3 separate regions of the Mus musculus genome follow, and regions 1 and 3 are each linked to region 2. Evidence: chromatin loops called from intact Hi-C (ENCODE). Cell type or tissue: heart. All regions are shown on one strand. Links, peaks and the distances in the headings refer to the core of each region. The heading gives the core; the rest is flanking DNA. Region 1 overlaps Pinx1 (PIN2/TERF1 interacting, telomerase inhibitor 1). Region 2 holds the start of Sox7 (SRY (sex determining region Y)-box 7). Region 3 overlaps Rp1l1 (retinitis pigmentosa 1 homolog like 1).

Evidence for each region. Hi-C counts contacts between places; a loop is a spot of excess contacts. Peaks named below come from ENCODE experiments on the same cell type or tissue, not always from the same donor. Only the 100,000 strongest peaks of a DNase experiment are listed, where the experiment ranks them.
Region 1: it touches region 2 in a loop (3-fold over the local background); 7 of 42 quality-filtered maps call a loop at or near these places.
Region 3: a loop joins it to region 2, with 5 times the contacts of the local background. A loop is called at or near these places in 6 of 42 quality-filtered maps.

The regions. Positions count from the first base shown.
Region 1 is chr14:63,888,283-63,895,244 of GRCm38, reverse strand. The region is part of intron 6 of Pinx1 (PIN2/TERF1 interacting, telomerase inhibitor 1); the gene reads right to left. Among named protein-coding and RNA genes, the nearest start is that of Pinx1, 31 kb to the right of the region's middle. In heart, for the core only: a CTCF peak has its summit at 4,523; a DNase peak (open chromatin) is centred at 3,244.
Region 2 is chr14:63,939,646-63,946,607 of GRCm38, reverse strand. It overlaps Sox7 (SRY (sex determining region Y)-box 7), which reads right to left and starts at 2,902. Exons shown (of 2, transcript NM_011446.1): 1 at 2,615-2,902. The coding sequence starts at 2,852. In heart, for the core only: a CTCF peak has its summit at 3,043 (motif pointing right); DNase peaks (open chromatin) are centred at 1,417, 2,997, 3,977 and 5,467; H3K4me3 peaks cover 4,576 bases; H3K27ac peaks cover 2,144 bases; H3K27me3 peaks cover 4,804 bases.
Region 3 is chr14:64,008,257-64,015,218 of GRCm38, reverse strand. All of the region lies in intron 1 of Rp1l1 (retinitis pigmentosa 1 homolog like 1), which reads right to left. Among named protein-coding and RNA genes, the nearest start is that of Rp1l1, 19 kb to the right of the region's middle. In heart, for the core only: no CTCF peak of the experiment used is centred there; a DNase peak (open chromatin) is centred at 3,378.

The DNA.
Region 1 (6,962 bases), core at 703-5,702, 51 kb after region 2:
AGAGAGCGTCGTCTACTGTGTTGACTGAGAGGCTTCCTGTCCAAGCCGCACTGAGGACTTCAACACAGTTGAGGAGGGATGGTGACAAAGAAGGGAAATAAACATGGAACATGTCTCCAGATAACTCACTGGGAAGACTGATGCCTGTTAAATCAGGAAAATAAAATTCAAGAGTGTGTTGGCTTCCTTTTCCTTCTTCCTTCTTTCTAAGATTTACTTGTTTATTTTAGACATATGAATGCTCTATTTGCATTTACACCTGCATGCCAGAGGAGGGCATTATCCCATTACAGATGGTTGTGAGCCACCACATACCTGCTGGGAATTGAACTCAGGACCTCTGGAAGAGCAGCCAGTGCTCTTAACCACTGAGCCATCTCTCTAGCTCATGTGTTGACTTTCTAAATGTAAAACTCTAAGATTATTGGGCTAGTGAGATGGCTCAGCAGTTAAGAGCATTGGCTGCTCTTCTAGAGGCCCTGAGTTCAATTCCCAGCAACCATATGATGGCTCACAACTATCTATAAGGAGATCTGATGCCCTCTTTTGGTCTGTAGATATATACACAGCAGAGCACTCATAAATTAAATAAATAAATATTTTTTAAAAAGACAAAACAAAATAAATTATTAAAAAACTCTTAAGATTAATTTGCTATAAAAAGTCATTTTGGCTAGGTGAAATTTCAATATTAAAAAATGTCTATTGGATCTACAAGAGAAAAAAACAAAACAAACAAACAAACAAACAAAAATCCACACCTCAAGCCAGGCCTGGTGGTGTACTCAGGAGGCAAAGGAAAGCTGGGAGTTCCAGGCTGGCCAGGACTACATAGGAGACTTGGTTGTTGTCGATGTTTCTTAAATATCCAGGGCTAAAGGTTATCGAACCTCTATCTCAGACAAGTAAGTGCATAGAAATTTCTCTTGCTTAGCTACAAAGGCTTGGCTCAGGTCCCACCCCAACATTCAAAGAAGCAAAAGCACCCTTTGGAAGCTATCAACCAAAATCTCCAGCAATTAATGTCACTTTATGGAAAAACTAAGCATTTACCCCAGAACTTCATGACTTACTCACTGATTATAGGAAAACAAAATGAATCTCCAAGACTTTCAAAACACAGTGTCACTGAAGTTGGTCAGTGTTAAAAATCAAAGTGGTCTCACTTTTAACATACAGGTCTATGCTAGAGAGTTCCAAATATGACAGCCACTACGAACCAACAATCACAAACATGCTCTCACTCATGAACACCACATGACCCTCATGGTATCTAAGCTTCCACCCCATTCATCTGAACAAAGGATTTGTACAGAAAAGCAAAAACAGAACAATTGCTTTAAGTGCCTAAAGGAGGCTTACGCTGAACTCTTTCAGTCACAGAAGCGTCCGTCAGGTGTTTTAATACAGGGAGGTAGCCAGGGATGCTGCGAGTCCTGTGGTGGCAAAGCTGGAGTGTTAGCGCACCAGTAAGATCACATGGGGATGTGATGAAGAAGGGATGGAGCTAAAACTGGTTACAGAAGCACACAGTGATGCACAGGAATGACTCATCTGCTGGGCATGCTGGGTAAAACCTGAACAATGGGCAGTCTAGGAAGAAGAGCTTTACCATGAAGTCAGAGTCAAGGACTGAAGGCAGAGGTCCCCCTAGGCCATGTGGAGTACAAAGGAATTTTAACCAGGGTAGAGATTAATGTGCAAAACTCTGACATGGGCACTGTGCTGACTGATGGCCTTGCATTTCTACCCTTACCCCATATCCTCTTGGCATCAGCCTGTCTTCTGGAGGACAGACACACAAAAACCATGACAACAATTCTCAATTATATGGATTACCCAGCTCACTAGGCATGCTTTCCAGACTGCCATTCTGTTTGTTTACCTCTAAAACTTCCCAGATTCTCTACAACGGTTTCCAAGCTTAACCACAGTCTAAAAATACTAAGTGCAAAATTGCAGAAAAATACAATTTAAACTTCACAGTTCTAATAAGTGTGATAACATCTGACATAATCTTGACTGGAACACAAATTGTCTTTTTGTTCAGTGTGTTCATGGTATATATGCTGCTCACCTGTTAGTCATTGATAATAATTTCTGTTATCTGATCAACTGCCTAGTGTCACAGCTCTTGTGTTTAAAGAACCCTAATTTTACTTAATAATGACTCCTAAGTATAGACAGAGGGTTGCAAAAGTTACTCCAGGGCATGGAACCTGGGACAGGCTATCTCCAGTACTATTTGGCAATGCTACAGTTCATAGAGTAAGGACATAGTATACATCTCACAGGGCTGAGTAGTATCCAAGGTTTCTAAAATGCACTGGTGTCTCAGTATAGTCTCCTCAGCTATGGGGATGACTGGACCACGCAGGACATGGGAAACACTATGAAAACAATCAGCTTACTCCAGACAATCTTAATCTGGCAAAGTTGCTCTGCCTTCACTTCTTTTTCTTGACCAGTGGTTTCTTCTCTTAGTCATGCAGAACATCTTTCCACAATTTAATCCGAGGAGCCTAAATAAATAAATAAATAAATAAATAAATAAGTTCTACATACGATAACTAAGTGACGTTTAGGAGGAGGGCTGTGTTCATTAACACAGAAAAAGCTCTAAGAAGGCTACAATATAGCTTTGTTAATTGACCGCATGCTTCCAAATATCTATAACCCACGGGACACTTGGGAGTTGGGTGGGATGAAGAACTAATATGAGGCACTGGCCACAGCTTCAACTGAAGCCGATCTAGTTCCAACCTTCCTCTACCCGCAAATACGTGCTCTTCTACAGCGTGGTCCTCTTGCCTCTACCCCATGGGTGGTTGCTAGGCTACATCTCTAGCTCTACAATGGAAATTATTAATGAAGAAAAAACATAGTTACATTCCCTTAATCAGCCCAGCTAGTAGCTAGGACTCTTGAGAGCAAATAGTCCAGCAGATAATTCTGAAGCTGCACCACGGATGGGTGTGTGGGGCAGCACACTGGTAACAAACTGGACCTAGCTGATCTCCTTTCAGTCACCTGTTGCTTTTGCAACTCTCAAAAGGGGAAACCATCTTTTATTTTAAGTGGAGGAAAAGGAATTATTTTGAATTTGTGCCTCTGCAATCATACAGCAGTTTTCTAGAAATTGGTTAAAAATGTCAACCTATCTACTTAAGGCAGAGACTGAGTATTTAAGTGTCTTTAGCCATGAACTGGAGACAGTGAACGCTACTACTCAGGAGCTCCACCTGGTGCCAGCTTTCCAAAAGACACCCTACACTGCACAAGGAAGAATGGTCTGTAGGAAACACAGCCATCACTCACAAGGTCAAAGAGCCATCCTCTAGGGGGAAGAACATGTTACGTCTTACGTAGTGGTTATGATCAATGATGCTCAGAAATGTATTCTGTTTACATATCATTTTCTGCTATTTGTAAGAAACAGACCACTGGAGAGATGGCTCAGCGGTTAAGAGCACTTACCAACTGCTCTTCCAAAGGTTCTGAGTTCAATTCCCAGGAACAACATGGTGGCTCACAACCATCTATAATGGGATCCGATACCTCTTCTGGTGTGTCCAAAGACAGCTACAGTGCACTCATATAATAAATAAATCTAAAGAAAGAAAGAAAGAAAGAAAGAAAGAAAGAAAGAAAGAAAGAAAGAAAGAAAGAAAGAAAGAGAAAGAGAGAGAGAGAGAGAGAGAGGAAGAAAGAAAGACAGACAGACCTTTGTAATAGTTTGAATATACTGGAGGTGTGGCCTTGTTAGGGCAGGTGTGTCGTTGTGGGTGTGGGCTTTTATACCCTAGTCCTAGCTACCTGGAAGCCAGTATTATGCTAGCAGCCTTCAGATGAAGATCTAGAACTCTCAGCTCCTCCTACACCATGCCTGCTTGGATGCTGCCATGTTCTTGCCCTGATGATAATGGACTGAACCTCTGAACCTGTAAGCCAGCCCCTATTAAATGTTGTCCTTATAAGAGTTGCTTTTATCATTGTGTCTGTTCACAGCAGTAAAGTTCTAACTAAAACAACCCTCCATCACATAAACTTTAAAAACCTGAGTGTGTACCTAAACCTACTTTTACAGAAAGGAATTAGGAATGATGACCTCTCTAATTTCTTAAAAACCGATAAGCTGCAGATAGCTTATTTAAACTATTTCAATACGCATGGTAGTTAGAGAAAAGTTTCTTAATGTTGCCATTAAAAAAATCTATTTTGTTATACTTAGAAGAAATAGTCACAAAAATGGCAAGGCAAGTCACTAAGTTAAATGTTTTACTGTAAGCCTGCAGTTTTATGCTAGTAGTTTGAAATCCCATACTCATGAGCAGTAAAGCTGACAGCAGTGAAGGGTGTGTGCATCAGTGTGTCAGTGCTGGGCTTTAGGGTACAGGCTTTAGAGCGCAGAGTTTCTCACAGGCCTGAGAGCAGCCAGGCAGGTGAAGACTGTCGCCTCCATTTCCTGCCATGGCTCCACAACGCAGCTTATTCTGCCATTAAGAGACTCCCATGCAGTTCCCTCAACACCCACTTGGCTTTGATAGACATGAGACCAGGAAAAGGCCTCCAGAGAAGGCAGAACCAGGTGGCCATATCCAAGGGAGAGAACTTTACAGCTGTCATCCTACCTGTCTCTCTCAACTGTGGTTTATCAGACAAAAGTGTGACCCGTGCATGTGACTCAACACAGAGGCCTGCTATCTACAGTCACAGCACACAGCCTTTTGGTAAGAGTCACTTAGCAGGAGGCCAAGCGAAGGCACTATTTTCCAAGACAGATGGGAACATGGGCCATAGGACATTATTGGGCCAGTAAGTTTTTCTGGTTAGTGTGACTTTCTACCCATGTTTGCATGAGGAACTCAGTAGCCAATGCTGGGACTGTAGTTCTGGCTGACCAGTGAAGCTCAGACAGGTTGAATTCCTGTGGAAAGTCATGACTAGAAGTGCAGAGGACTTCGGTGCAGGTCTGTGAAATGATGACAGACCTGCTCTCGCTACTTACTACATGGTCTCATTTCTGTTTGTTATTTCTGGACTGTAAGTCTCATTTACCTTGTTTTGATTTGCTTAATTAACATCCTTCTACCTCTGCTGTCAGTTCCACAAAGTGAGATCTTATGCAGGACTGTAACCTAGTAAAAGCCTGAAATACAGATCCGGTGCTATTTCTAGGGTTTGATGACTGTAGACTGCATGACATAGAAACAAACCTGTGCAGCTGAAGAGTGCCAGTGTGATCCAAAGCCACCACAGGGTGTCACCCAATGCCAGGGAGCACTGTTCCATGGTTCTTCTACTGAACCATTTACTTAGTAAACTGGGCTTTTTTGGCCACAGCTAACTAAAACAGAATGGTGTTCATGTACGTGATCTGGCTGGGAACAAGTAGGAATTTTAGTGCTATGCTAGCCTCAAAAGCAAAGGGAACCACTCTCATCCCAGCCTTCCCACAGCCAAGACAATGGACCCTGGTGCAGGGCCTGTACTACTCAGTGCAGGGTCCACAGATCTGGCCAAGGTTAAATTTAGTAAGGCAACTGCATTGTATAGGGTCCTAAGAAAAGTTTCTGCCCTAGATTTATTATTGTCTTTGCTTAGGACGATTGAGATAAGACATTTATGAAAACACTTCCTGAGAAATGGAATCCTAGAATTAAAAACCCTTAAGAAGGATAGGCAGAGGTGTACACTTAAAATCTAGCACTTGGGAAGGGGAAGCGGGGAGATTTCAAGTTTGAGGACCGTTTAGGGTACATTATGAGCTCAAAGCTGGCATGAACTGCATAGGGAGACCCTGTCTCAACAACAACAGCCACAGCAGCAGCAACAGTGACTTCTTCCTAGCATCATGAAGCAATCATGGCTCACCCTGCAGAGGAAAATAGTGCAGACAGGAAGCAAGGAAATCAGAAGGTACACTGAGGGTTTGCTAAGCACAAACTGCAACTCACCTTGCCTCTATCAGAAGCAACTGATCAAGACCTAGGCTCTGGCTGACCAGCTAAAGGTAATGGTGAATCTTTACATCTACATAGGCCTTAGGCTCCCCAGGTGAAGCAGAGCCCAGAGCAATTTGTATATTTTTTTGTGCTTCCTACATTTTCAGGTAATATTTAATTCCTTCTCAGATTTCTGACAGGTTTGAAAATTAGTTAAGTCTCATTATTGAACTTAAGTTGTTTAGCATTAAAGAAGATGTTCTAAATTTGAAAGGATGGTTTTCAGATTGTTAATGCAAGTTAAAATCAAAACATAATTCAGGTATAGAATTTCAAACTCTTTAAGTTAGGATAGATGATAGAGTACTGTGTCTAAGTTGACAAAATTGATAGGCTAGACATTATTAGTGTTTATCATACTTTACAGTTTACATAATTGTTATAATTATTTTCAATGTATACCTGAGAGAAAAGGCCTTTTTAACTGGACAAAGGGGGAAATGTAGCTGCTTATATTCGCAGGCTAATTATGTTCCCCCAAAAACTTGATTGCAAGAATGTCTGCATGTAAGACACTGAGGGGCCCTGCCCCCAGTTGGTTCTGATTGGTAAATAAAGATGTCAACAGCCAATGGGTGAGTAGGGCAGATAGAGGCGGGACTTTTAGGATTCCTGGGCTAGGGACAGGGAGAAGGGAGAAGAAGGAGATCCCCACACCAGGAGAAGGAGAGGAGAGTGAAGGACAGGGAGGCATAGCTCCCAGGGAGGAGCTGGGAGAGTGCAGTCCAGCTGGGCATCACTCTGGGTCCAAAGCAGCCAAGATAGAATGTAGGATTTAGTAAGTAATAACTTGGGATTATCGGCGGCAGTGGGGTGGGGATGGATTAACCACACGGAGGTTAGAAAGTGGCCCAGCCATTGAGCCGATTTAGGCATATAAAAATATAAAGGCTGTGTGTGTCTTTCATTCGGGAACCCAGAATATTGGGGCAGGTAGTGAGGACTGCACTGGCACTG
Region 2 (6,962 bases), core at 1,000-5,999:
ACTGCTGCCGACTAAAACGGAGGTAGGCATCTGCAAATTTAGCATGCTCTCCCATGACTCTAATGTACCCTCAAGTTTCAGACCCTCTAGTGAAGAGGACGAGGCATCTGGCCGGATAAGCCCTGTAAGGAAAGAGAGCATGTCTCCCTACTGGGTACAATACACTTGTGGCTAAGCACAGGGTATGTACACCCTGCCCTGGTTTCTGCCCTTGCCCACACTGGCTGGTTCCATGGGTCAGGATATTATAGGACACTGAGTGCTCAGAGGCAGAAGCTACCAATATCTGCAATTGTTGCAATTAGTTGTCACTTAGAAGTATGTCTCGAAAAGTGTCCACAGCACCAGATGTAGAGATGGCACTAGTTTTGCAAGATGTCCAGAATCCAGACACACCGAGTGCTCTATCCGTGGCCTGACTATAAAATGTGGCTCTGGTCCCCAAACGTACCCAGATGCTCTAGACTTACTAAAACACGGTTTGCACTTTAAATCCTAACAAATGTCTAATTTGTGATACACTTTCTCATTTGTCATGTAGTAGGCACGCCTCAACGTATTCATGGTACACTAAAATAGTTCACTTTCTATTGCTAAAAATCCTTTACCTGGGTTTTAAGGTTGACGTTTGGGAAGCCTGCAGTAGCAAATGTTGGGAGTCTCTCATCTGTGCCTTCCCTCACATGGGCCAGAAAGAGAAGAAAGTTCTCAGGAAGGAGGAGTACAGGGGGGCTGCAGCTGCCCCTGCTAGCAGGCGCTGTGTGGTCTCTAACAAGCAGCAAAGAGCTGCTGTTTTCCCCTTGACCATTTTGAGCTGTACTGCTAAAGGAGGAAAGATAGTCTTTTCTGCAAGATGAACTGCACACTCAGAAAGCCTGCAGTTGTATTCCAGACAGAGTTAGTCCACAGGAAGGTTTGTCTCCCACATCTCTGTCCCTGTCCTCACCCCCCAAATAAGGCAGCCTGGATTCCTTTCCAGGTTCCCCACCCTTTTATCTCCACCAGGGCCTTCCTCAGAAACCTGGTAAAAAATAAAAAACATTCTCTCCCCAACTGGGACTGAACCACAGAGAGATTCATAAAATTCATTAAAAAAGAAAACAATATAAGCTTTCAGATAAAAAAAATGGTTGTAGATATTAGTCTATTTCTTGTTATGCTAATAGAATGGGGAATGTACAGGCTTATTATTTTGTTCGGAGGAAGGAGGCCCAACGGCAATGATCACCAATACACACTGGGTGGAGTTGGCCAAAGATTTGGATAAGAGGTGTTTGGAACCCCACAACTCTCACCAAGTGCTTTTTGGAGCCTCCAGACAGCCAGAGAGCTGGGCCATCTCTCTAGGCTCAGGCCTATTACCAGCAGAAAGCCAGCCCTCGATCTGTGACTCTGAAAGAGGAAAGAGCCCAGGCTCCTACGGAAAAGGGAAGGGCTTCCATCCCAGCGGGGTGGGGTCCAGTGGCCTGTATGCCTCTCCTGGCAGGCCTTGGTGCCCTCTGCAAACAAAATATTTTGAAGGGATCTTACTGGTTAAAATAAATAAGAACCACGTTGAAGGGTAAAGAGATTTGAAGTAAGGTAAGGTTGAAAGTTTTTTGGCTTTGAGACTAATTCAGTGGGTTAAGGCATTTTTTGCCACGAAGCCTGAAGATGTGAATGTCTAATTCCTAGAACCCACATGATGGCAAGAAAGAACTTACTCCCCACCTCCCAGATGTCTTCTGACTGCCCCCCACACACTCATGGTGGCACGAGTGTGCACGCATACACTCACTAACACAAACACATTTAATTAATACGTGTGTGTATAAGTGTGTGTGTGTGTGTGTGTGTGTGTGTGTGTGTGTGTGTGTGTAATGCATATATTAACCCACCCACCCCTGCTCTGAGTACTGGAGAGAATAGAAAATCCAACAAGAACGGGTTCCTTGGAACCGTTTTAGCATTTTCATCCCCAATTCTCTGGCCTGTCTGGTTCCAGTCAGGATTATCTGCGGACAGCACCATAGCTATAAGCAAGAAGCGATGGGATTCAAAGACCCTCTCTGGCTGCTCAAAATTTCTTTTCAAGTTATTTACACTTCTTCGATAAATAGATGAGCGAACCCAGCCTATTCGGGTGGACATCTTTTGTTGCTGATTTTCTTTTTCTTTCTGTTAAATAGTTAAAAATAGAGACGTTTCTCAGTGAGGCCTCAACTGACGTACGTTCGTTATCTTTTTCTCTGTGACAATATCTCTTTCTGATTTTCCCAGTCTACAACGTGAGGAGTGGAGTCTCCTCAGTCTTCCAGCAAACGCCGGTTCCGCCGATTCCACCCAGACTAAACGTATCTGCCCCTCTGAGTCCTTAAGCCCTAGTTCCAGTCCCCGGGACAGGCCGCGGGTCGCTCCTGCTCCTGAGACCGGAGTCTCAGCTCCGCGACCCAGAGTAGGGACCAGTCCGGAGCCCCGTGCTGTTCCTAAAGTTTCACTGGTTTCACCGGTTTCACCGTGGCCCGCTCAGGCCCTGGTGGTGTCTGTGTTCAAATCCCACCCCCACTCCCCACCTTTCCGAACAGCGTTGTCACCCGCGCCATCCTCGCAACAGCTTCGTGCCCCGCGCACTTACCCAGCATCTTGCTGAGCTCCGCGTTGTGCAGGTCCGGGTTCTGCACTGCCAGACGTTTCCTCTCATCCTTGGCCCACACCATGAAGGCATTCATGGGCCGCCGGATCCGGCTTTCCGAACTCTTGTCCCCTGAAGGTCGGGGGACGGCGGGCGGCGACAGCCCATCCGACAGCTCGGCTTCCAGGGCGGGACACTCCAGTCCCTCGGTCCACGGATAGGCGCCCAGCAGCGAGGCCATGGCCGAACGCGGGTCACTTGGCTTCGCCTCGTGGGGCCGGCGCTGACCTGGCCCTCGCTCAGGTCGCGACGTCCAACTTGGCCAGCAGCCTCGGGCTTGGCCCTTATTTATCAGCTTCGGGCCACCGGGTCCGCCAATGACTCTCTGGGGCGGCGCGGCCCCTCCCGGCTGCCCCGCCGCGGCGTCCCCGCTGCGACCTGCCGGCAGGGGGAGGGAGGGGCCGAGCCTGCCCCGGTGCCCGCCCCTGTCCGCCCCTCCGCCTCCCGAGCCTGCCCCGATCCCGCTCCGGTGCAGGTGCTGCAGGGCCAGGAGGAGCGCGCCCACGGCTCGAAGTCACCACTGCTTGGCGCAGGAGTCAGGTCCAGCCCCTGTTCCGTTGTTGGGCTGCCCTCCGCGCTGGGACCAGACTCCACCAAAACTCCCGCAAAGGAAAACCGAACTCAAACAGCTTACACCAGGATACTCGAGGAGGAGAGACACTATCAATATCCCTAGATCGGCCAAGTATGCTGTTGTGAACAGATCACACCCATGGCTTGGGTCATCTCGCCCCAGTAAACGTGGGCAGCCACCAAGGGTCTTAGGTGGATGTGGGATCCACCGGACTAGGGACTCGGCGCACTGACTTCCCTAAACTGGCACTGTGGATCTCTAGAGGGGTCGGGTTTTCTGCTATCCGATTTTCCTCTTCTTGTCTTTGCCCCCATCCCACTCTGCCTGCCGCTGACCCCGGCAGTCTGAGTCTGCATCTTCCTTGCTAGTAGCCCTTTTGCGGAATCCATTTCTGGTGCTTCTTCCGACTCTAGAGGAGCCGCTTTTCCGCTCCTATGTGTCCCAACTACTTCCTTACAGTGGAGCCTTCTCGGTTTCCCCGTATCCTGAATGAGCTGTGGACCGGGAACTTGAGACCCTAACGCACGCCGCGGCTGCTTTGGCGGTTACATCAGCGCCTACACACAGTAGGCATTCAAGAACTGCCGAATGAGTGAATGAACGAATGAGTGAAATAACGAGCCAACATGCTTTAGACACACCCCACTGTAGAAACACCGCAGGGGCGGGGGGCCTAGTTCCTGGAATTAGACCCACAAACATTTATGGCGCGCCACCCCATGTGGAGGCTCCACAGAGGCGACCTTCGAAAGAGGCAGAGTCTGAGCGGAAGACAGTGGTGTTGGGTGTGAGACTCTGTCTTGAGTTACTGAATGCGTGACAGCAAGTCCGGTATCTCCCAAGACCTTTCCTAATCCTAAAACCCGGCGATAAGGCTGATCTCACAGGCGGTGATGAGGTAAATACAGTGAGCTCTGGCTGTGTAATCTTTGATGGAGATGCCTCTCTAGTCTCAAAGTCCCTGTGAGGTGACTGAATTTGCTTACAACGTGCAAGGCGGCCAGTGCTGAGACGCTGTAAATGTCCGGAGAACTGCAACTTCTCCGACTTTAAGACCTAATTTTACCCTCAAGGACCCTAGATAAAATTCATCAGGGCATGTGCTTTCGGCATAAAATAGACTCGGGTCAGGGTCCAGCAACAGGGCTCTAAGGCCGGTGTCCCTTAAAGCCGGTGATCGCTGCCCCACCCCCCACCCCCACCCCCGCTACTGTGCAAAGCCAGGACAGCTACCAGCCAAAGGTGGTGCAGCAGGGAGCTAGTCTGGAAGAGGGTGTCCTGAGGTGCAGGCCGCAGAGCCATCAGGCACCATCCTAGACTGGAAGGTTTGCCCAGCATATCCAGAGGCAGAAGTCTCCATGGGGCTGTTGGGGGTGGGCGCTAGGCCATTTGCAGTGTTGTGCTTCACTGCCACGATTGCTCCCAGACATGCTTCTCCTTGAGAGGTATGGCTTTCTGAGAAAGAGGAACAGGACGACAATGGATCACAAGGGGCCACTAGTTTGACCCTAACTCTGCTCAAGGGACAGGTTGCTTTTAATGCAGCTTCAGAGAGGCCAGCGCCTGTTTGTGGAAATGCTGGGCTCACACAGTGCAGAACCGTTAGGGAAGACTGTAGATACCTTGGCAAACCCGGGGCAAAGAGAGGGGTCAGGCTCGGAGAATACAGGTTGGGAAAGTTGCTTCCAAGTAGTTAGTTTCACACATTGCAACTGGTGATAGTTGTGAGCCTGAAGTCTTTGTGACTTTGCTCCATCGCTGACCGACCTGCTGCTTGGAGCCATCTGTAGGCTGGAACCCGGGCTGGTTGGTTTGCTCACTTTTGTAACTTCATCTTTGTAATGATGTTTCTTCCTCTCCCTCTCCCTCTCCCTCTCCCTCTCCCTCTCCCTCTCCCTCTCCCTCTCCCTCTCCCTCTCCCTCCTCCTCCCTCTTCCTCCCCTCCTCTTTCCCCTCCTCCTCCTCCTCTTCCTCTTTTAAATTTACTTTACATCCCAATTACAGCCCCCTCCCGCCTCTCTTCCCAGTCTCACCCTTACAAATCCCTCCCCCATTGTCCCCACACCTTGTCTCCAGAGAAGGGGAACCCCCCTTGGGTACCACCCCACCCTGGGGCATCTAGTCCCAGCAGGTCTAGGCACATTCTCTCCCACTGAGAATCATCCAGGCAGTCCAAGTAGCGGGGAAGGGACCTGGGAGCACGCTCTTTGGCCAGTGGGAAAGCCGGAAAAGGGTGGAGGAGACGCCAAAGGACACAGAGTTGCAGTGACCCTGGCGCCTCTCACATCTCTGCGAAAGTCATACTTTGCAAAAGTACTGATCAGCCCTGAAGAGTCGAAAGGCCGATGAACTACAGCAGCTACGGCGCCCCGCCCCGCCCTGCCCCGCCCCGCCCCGCCCCGCCCCAGGCATTCGGATGCCGGATTTTGCCAGTGCTGGCCCAGGACTGTGTCAGTGTATTGATCTGATCATTCTAGACTCCTGTAAGAGCTGCAAATACTAGCCTTCTGCAGGCAATGACTCAGAGTCAAGGCACAGGGGCTGCAGCTGGTCATATCAGGGCATAAACCCAAAGTGGCAAGGGATCCCCAGCTCCGTGCAGGATATCAGAGTCAAATATGCAGTACCTGAGAGGCGACCTTGCACACTGGAACCTGTGTGCGGACCATGCTTCAAATTTATCTAACCCAAATCAGGGCCGACCCACACAGGCTACCGGTAATAACCCCCCCCCTCTCTCTGCTCATCTCTTAAATGACATCTAGTTTTCCCTCTCCCTCTCCCCCTCTCCCTCAGTCCTTCTCCCTCTATCCTTCTACTTTCTACCTCTGCAGTTCCCTAGCCCTGGTTTTTCAGGAAGACATAACCTGACCACAGAAACCCTCAAATCAAAGCTTCCTGCAATTTGTCCCGTGAATTCCAGCCTTCATGTCTCCTCCATCTGTAAACTGAAGATTAAACCAGGTTGCGTGTGCACATCAATGAACTGTGAAACAATAGAATGGACACATGGTGAGCTTCTAAAAGGCTTAAAAGGTCAGGCCTTCAAAATGCTCCCCTCAAGGAGAGTTTTTCCATGGCCCTGGGGGCCTAGGAGAGGGAGACAGACAAAAAGGGTCAAAGCTGGCTTGCAGGTTTGCACTTCACCAGGCAGCAGCACCGCTATGAGCCAAATAGCCACAGAGACTGAGCAGGACTTAGCACAACTTCTCAGCCTTAGCCGGAGCAGACAGCAGCTGCGCTGTCCTCACTTAGAGCAAATGTCTCTTGTTGCTGTTTGTCCCTTGATCTAAGCTGGAGGTGGAAATTTTCCTCCCCATCTTTGCTTACACTGATCTGTCTGAATTTGATTGACAGTTCACAAGCTGGTTGCTATTGGCTTGCTCCACTCTGCTTCCATACCACCTACAGGAAGTCCAGGATGAGCTTAGTACAGGGCCATTTCCCAGAGGAGGGAGGCCAGGCTGTGCCTACGAGTGATGAGCATCTACCTGGCATCTCTTGCATCAGCTCCCTAGCTCTCACATGCCCACTCTCCTTGACCCCTCCCCTTAGCTCTCTAACTTCAGGAAGTCTCAGCAGAACTTTTTTCACAATCACATCCAGAGGTCAAGACTTGGCCTGGACGCTGAAATCAAATGGGCCAAGAGCAGCTGGAGCTAGCCCAGCCCCACCTGCTTACTGTGCTCACCACTCATCCCTGGTGACTTCTATTTT
Region 3 (6,962 bases), core at 947-5,946, 69 kb before region 2:
AGACAGCTTATCTGTAGGGGAAGCCGGCCACAGGCCTGGCATCTACTTAGGGGGTTTAAAAGACAGTGAGATGCATAGTCTGGCCTGGGCTCTTCAAAGGCAGGAAGCTAGACTCTGTGTGTGTGTGTGTGTGTGTGTGTGTGTGTGTGTGTGTGCCCTGAACTTGGCATACCGAGGTGCCTGACAAATGTGAGTGGAGTAAGTAATGCCAAGGGATCCATACAGTGGGGAGGGCTGAGAGAGGGGGAGGGATCCATACAGTGGGGAGGGCTGAGAGAGGGGGAGGGATCCATACAGTGGGGAGGGCTGAGAGAGGGGGAGGGATCCATACAGTGGGGAGGGCTGAGAGAGCGGGTGCAACCAGCAGAGAAAGCATGGAGAGTAGAGATGGCACCTGACTGTGGCCCACTGTGTGTGTGAACAGCGATAGAAGATATCTTGTGGCTGCCAGGGCTGAGGGAGCCATGGAAGGTCGAGATGTGCACAGACCTATGGGGCCAGTGAATAGTTACAAGGGCATCAAGATGTAAACATTAATAGTAAAGAATAGGGGGAAGTTAGGGAGGATGGAATGGGTGGATTTAGGGACAGGCAGTTAGCCCTGAGGTAAGGGGCAGGACTGAGCATTAGTAACAGCCAGGGCAACAGGAAGACGGTGTAGGTAAGTACTTGCCTTGTAAGCATGAACCTATGCAATTCCCAGAACCTGTGCAAAAGAAGAGAGAAGTGGGGAGCAGCCTGGCATAGTGCATAAAACATATAATGGTGTTCACTTATAATCCAAGCTCTGGAGAGGTAGAGTCGCGAGAGACAGGGGGCTTGCTGACCAACCTAGTCTACTTGGTGAGTTCCAGGCAAGTGAGAGATACCATCTCAAAAACCAAAGACAGATGAGTGAGAAATGAAGACAGGCTCTTGAGGTTGTCCATTAGTCTCCACAGACATACACAGGCTCACAAAGACACTACATGCACACAGAAGTGTGTAATGAACGCACACACACACATACATGAACACTCTAGTGTGCACACACAGAGCTTGACAGGACTTTGGAGCAGTCATCAAAACTCAGGAAAAGCCAGGCGTGGTGGCTCACGCCTTTAATCCCAGCACTCGGGAGGCAGAGGCAGGCGGATTTCTGAGTTCGAGGCCAGCCTGGTCAACAAAGTGAGTTCCAGGACAGCCAGGGCTATACTGAGAAACCCTGTCTCAACCCCCCCCCCAAAAAAAAGCCTCAGGAAAAGAGTATTGAACATTGAAGCTTTGTTGAGCCTGGGCAGCTGTGCCAGGAATCAACAACAGAGACCCCACCCCACCTATGACTTAGCACACGCAGAAGTCCAGAAACAGGCTATGGACCTGGTGTTGAAACCTCTCTAGCCTACAGGATAGGAAGAAATGGCCAGAGAACAATCCCAGGACAGAGAATCATCTCTAGGTGATGTTCTAGGCTATAGCATCTCCCAGTCACTCTCAGAAACCTACAGGGCAGGGAAAGCCAGTAGGGAGGAGACAGCCACCTCAGGCAAACAACACACAAGGAGGTCTGAAAAGTCAGACACACACTACCCACAAGAGAAAATATGGAACAAGACAGCAAAAGTCAGCATGCCCAGACTGATACGGGCCTTTTACAGAAAGTGACAGGGATTAGAGATCTCATGGCCGTCATGTCTCAGGGACTATGGTCAGCAGGCACCTGGGTGGAGAAGGACCTATTGGCAGAGCTGAGTCTCCTGTTCAGCATTCTTACTACTATAAAACACTCAACCATCTGCTATGAAAGAAGCCCAGGAGGTTCTGAGAAGCACTAATATGTCTGTTCCCTTGACTGGGGTCATGGTACCACAGGGCTTGGTCATGTGTCCCAAATCATTGAGTTGAATATGTATCTGTCATGCAGAAAATACAAATACAGCTTTCATAAGAGAGTGAGCTGAGGCTGGGCAAGATGGCTCAGCCAAGGTTTTTGCCATGCAATCATAAGGACATGAGTTTGATCTCCGGAACCTGTACTAAGTCACGTATGGTGGCACGTTATCTCAAGGAAACTGGAGAATTCCTGAGGCTTGGTGGGCAGCCAGCATACCAATTTGCTAAGTCCTTGGTACTCATAAAAGAGCCTGTCTCAAAAATCAAGATGGGCCAGTGAAATGGCTCAGCGGGTCGTGCACCTAACCCTGATAACCTGAGTTTGATCCCGGGACCTCACATTATACAGAGAGCTGACTCTTTTAAGTTGTCCTCTGACCTCCACATATGTGCCATAGCATACATTCACACATGCATGTATATACACACACACACACAACTAATCATATATACACTAGACAAAAACAATCAAAACAACCAGGGCAAAAGAACCATGACTGTAAGGCCTGTAGCAGAAGCCATTAGTTACCAACTAGGAGGTAGCTGCAGCTATTATGCAGGGGAAATTCAAGAACCCCAGGCTCAGGAAGATTCTGGAGGGAGACGCAATGCAGCTGATGAGGGAGGCCCCTAAGGCTGTTGCAGCTGTGGACTGCTAGACTCTACCTGCAAACACTGGGCTTTTGTGTTTGGGGTAAGGCCCAAGCACTGGGATGCTACAAGCTTTCAGTCTGTACTTTTCAAACAGAGCTGGAACTCACTGGGGTCATCCACTGGGCATAGCTGGGCAGCAATCACATGTTACCCCATCATGACATTCGCTCTAGGGACATCTGAAGCTCTAAAAGGAGGGCCAGCCCCCTGTCAGAGCTTTGGAAGGTATGCATTTATGCATCAGGGTAAAGTTGAGGCTGGCAGTCACCTCACTGAAAGGAGCTTGTTTGATGTGACAGTGGTGATAGCAGGATCTGGGGGAGGTGGGCTGTCTAGAAGCAGCCAACCACAGCTGGGCACCATGACAATTTTGGAGCAAAGTGTGGTGTTGCAAAATGGGGCTGGGAACAAGACCCAGGTGTGGGTCTGTGCATACTTAGGCATGTTATTTCAGCCTGTTCTCCTGTTCCTATGAGGCCAGGAGGCTGGGAAACCCCCTCAAACAGAAGAAACCAGTGGCCTGGCAAAGTGCCATGTTTTCCCCTGTGCCCTGGTCTTAAGTGGCAGAGGCTAGGCCAGAGGCAGCTCTCGGATGGTAACATGGCTTCTTCCCTAGCCTGCTTCTGCACAGTGTGGGCAGCCATCCTGGTGTGTAAAAACCAAGGACCATGGACCCCAAAAGCTTCTGCACCCTGGGGACAATAATTTGAAGTCCAAACAGGAAGGGGGACCAGCCCGGAGCACTTGGAACGGTTCCATGGCAGCAGAGTGAGTGACTCTGACACCGCTGTGGCCTCCGAGCAGAGAGCCTCATTTCCTCAAGAATGTTTTTGTCATTTTGTCATCATGCTTCTCACCGTGGTCGAGGTCGCCCTTGAGGCCACTAGAGGCCAAGTCCCGGTGAGGAAGGAAAGAGACAGAGGTGGGGCAGAGCCCAGGAGGAGACCAGGGCGAGGCCTGGGAGAGTCAAGTCTTCGGAGTCCCATCGTCCGTCTACTGAGTGACCCGAAGCAACCTGTAGCCTCCATGGGCAGCAGACACTGGGAAATATTCACAATTCCTGCTTAGGGTCAGCTTAAAGTGGGTAACACTATATGACACTTTATTGGGGATAGAGATATCTCATCTAGAACATTAGAACATTATTCTTCAGCCTCTTCTTACCTGGAACTATATGGAAGCAGTTTTCTGTCCTATATGGATACAGAAGAGGCTGGAGAAATAGTCTCTGTACCTGACATTTGCTAGGCAATTGCCCAACCTTCAAGGCTGTACCCTACCCTAGTATGAGGATGATGGCATAATGTTTCCCAGGGGATAATGTACAGTAGGAGGCACCTCTCACATGCCAGTGCACTGACAGTTACTGATTCTCCTCTAGTTAGACACTAGTCAGTAGCTATTCAGCACAGTTAATGGATTTATATAGCTACTTCCACATAACATACAAGGCAAAAAACTCACTCAGTCCCACCTCTATGTCCGTGTCTTCCTGATTCCCACAGTGACTTGTTTCTGCCTCTCTCATCCCCCAGCCAGTCCATCCTGTATAGCTGTGGGCATATCTGGTTTATTTGTCCTACCAGGTCAGGAGGGATTCAAGAGTCCCCAGCACATAGTGCAGTGTAGCACATTGCTGGTGGTTGGGAAATGTCTGTTGAGTGAATGCATGAGCGGAAGGATAAATGGTCATTGGGTACCGGGTTCCTGAGGTTTTCAGTCTGTAATTGACCTGATGCCCAACCCCTAGGGTGAATGTGAGGAGCCCAGATGACTCTGACAATATTTGAGGTCTGTGAAAGTGAGAGGCCCATCAGTCAGATCACTTTCTCCTGGCCACTTCTTGGGCTGGGTCTGGGGTGGTTACTGCAAGGTAGTTCAGTGTTGAGTGCCCCAAAGCTTCAGAGTTCACCCTGACAGGGAGAGTCAGCATCAAAGGTTAACTATCTGAAGATTGTTTAGGGAAGAGACACAGGCAGAGTGCTCAATGCTCTGAGTTCAATCTGTGTCCTATAGGGATGTGCTTAGGAGACACTGCCAGTGGGAAGCTTTGGCTGCATAGTTGTCTAGCAGGAGAGGAAATGGCACCATTGGGTCAGGTACCCCAGAGTTAAAGAATCCAAGGAACTTGAGGAGACAAATGCAGTCAAGGCCAAGGGCTGTGGCTGAGCTTGAAATGGGGCAGCAAAGACTCTCTCTCCTTTCTTTCTGATCCCCTCCTGGTGCTTCCTATTGTTTAACTGTTATCAGAAGTAAGAGGGCAAACGAGCTAGAGATGGTCAAAAGAATTTATGTCCCTAGCTCAAAGGGCATAGGAGTAAATAGACATTTAATAACCCCCAATGGTTTGTGTTGCTATAACAAAATATCTAAAGCAGAACACTTACAAAAAAAATGTCTATTTAACTCAATGATTTTGGAGTCTTTACGTTCAAGATCAATTGTCCCCATTAGTCCAGCCTTAGGAGAGGGCCTTTTGATGCTTGGCTGCATCCTTTCCTAGCAGATGGACTGGCACCATGGTGGGAGCTCAAGAGAAAGAGAGTGGAAGCCAGAGGCTTTCACAGAGGACTAGCCTTACTCTTTTATAACAGTGTACTCTTGAGGAAACTCAAGAGATCCCATGAGAAGTACATTTACCAGTTCCAATGACAATACTTCCAGTGACTTAATTAGACAAGGCCATGCCTATTAAGTATCCTACCACCTATTAATGTCATCTCACTGGGGACCAAGTTTCCAACACACAGTGAGAAGCAGGGAGCCTGTGTGTCCCCCTGGTCTCTTCCCCTCTTGGTATGAAGCCACCAGGATTCGTTCGTGTAGATTCTACCTGGTATGGTTACCTTCTAGTCATCTCCCAAAGTCCCTTCTTTATATACCACAGCCAAATGATGTTTTTACTCTCTTAATGCCTTAGCGGGGGGGGGGGGGGATTATACTTTAGCACATAAAGCCTTAAGGGGCACCCTGATACCAATCGTAATCATGGCACTCCAGGCTGATTTCTGGTCTTCTTCACCCAACTATGTTATCTTGTTCTCCCAGTCACCCACTGAGTACCCTGCTTCTAAACTTTCTGGTTTTATAAATGCTCTGAACAGCTCACCATTGCAACCCCATGGTTGTAGACCAATACCTAATGCCTCCTACTGCTGTGGCCCTTTTTTTGTTTGTTTTGGCTTTGAGATCCAGTCTCACTATGTACTCCAGGTTGGCTTCAAACTCTTAATCCTCTTGTCTTTCAGGTGCTGGGAGTACAGGCATGAGCCAACATACCTGGCCAAAATACCATGCTTGGATGCCAAATTCTGGACACCATCAGAAAGGTCAAGGAACTTCTCAAGGGAAGCGAGGTTCCTTGATTCCCAGGGCTGCAGGTGCCATGATTTGAGAAATGAAAACCTTTGCTCTTAGCAACACCAGGGACTTCAGTCCTCCCTGCCCCTTTGCTTTCCTTCCCTTGGGCTCAGTGCTGTTGAGGTCAAGGAAGCAGAGGATCAGAATGTTGGGTACCTATGGGGATGGGGAAGGACATAGGCCCTCTCTCCACTAGGCAGGCAACTTCCTTATGGGTCTGGAATTAAATTGAAATAATCATCAGTTACCCTGAGAACATGGGCAGTAGAGACTTGGCATCAGATGCAGCGCCAGCAGGAGTCAGCAGATAACAGAGTCAGAAGATCCCTGGTCATGTCACAACCATGATGGGTAAAAGCTATATGGAAGGGGTGATCCTTTTTCTGTTTGCTTCATCTCCATCCAGGAGGTTGCCAACCTGGATCCCAAGTAGCACCAGTTGGCATCAGTTGGAGTCAGTTCTAATCTGCTGTGGGCATTGGTCTGACTCCAACCTAACTAATCTCAGCTAAGAGGCAGATAGACCTGGAGCTCTGGGCGATGGCTCAGATAACCTGTTCTTCCCCCCCCCCCCCACCCCCTATTTATCTACAAGCTCTCTCTTGACCACTTGCCCTGAGCAAGACCCAGAAAGCGCTGAATGTGTGTAAGTTGCCTCACCTTCTTGGGCCTGTGTTTTCTCTTCTTAACAATGAGTTACTGAGACACAAAGGTGCTATGACTCTCTGATAGGACCTGGGGTGCTCCAAGATACCTGTCTTGGCTATCTGGAATGGGTAGCCTGCATCTTTTCCATCATGAAGGTGTCTACTTGAGAAGGAACAGGAGAATCAGATTTAAATCTGACCCTTTAACATCTCAGCACTGCCCTTCAGCATGGCTAAGAATTCACTTCTCTGGGCATGAACATTTCCTCTATAAAATGGACAGACACACAGACACATGCCCTTCAGGCTCTGAGGGAGTGGTGGGACCCTCCTTGCATAATCATAGTAGTCACACCTCTTTCTTCCCCACTTCCCTCTGTCCTGCCTCGGGTTGTGTGTGTGTGTGTGTGTGTGTGTGTGTGTGTGTGT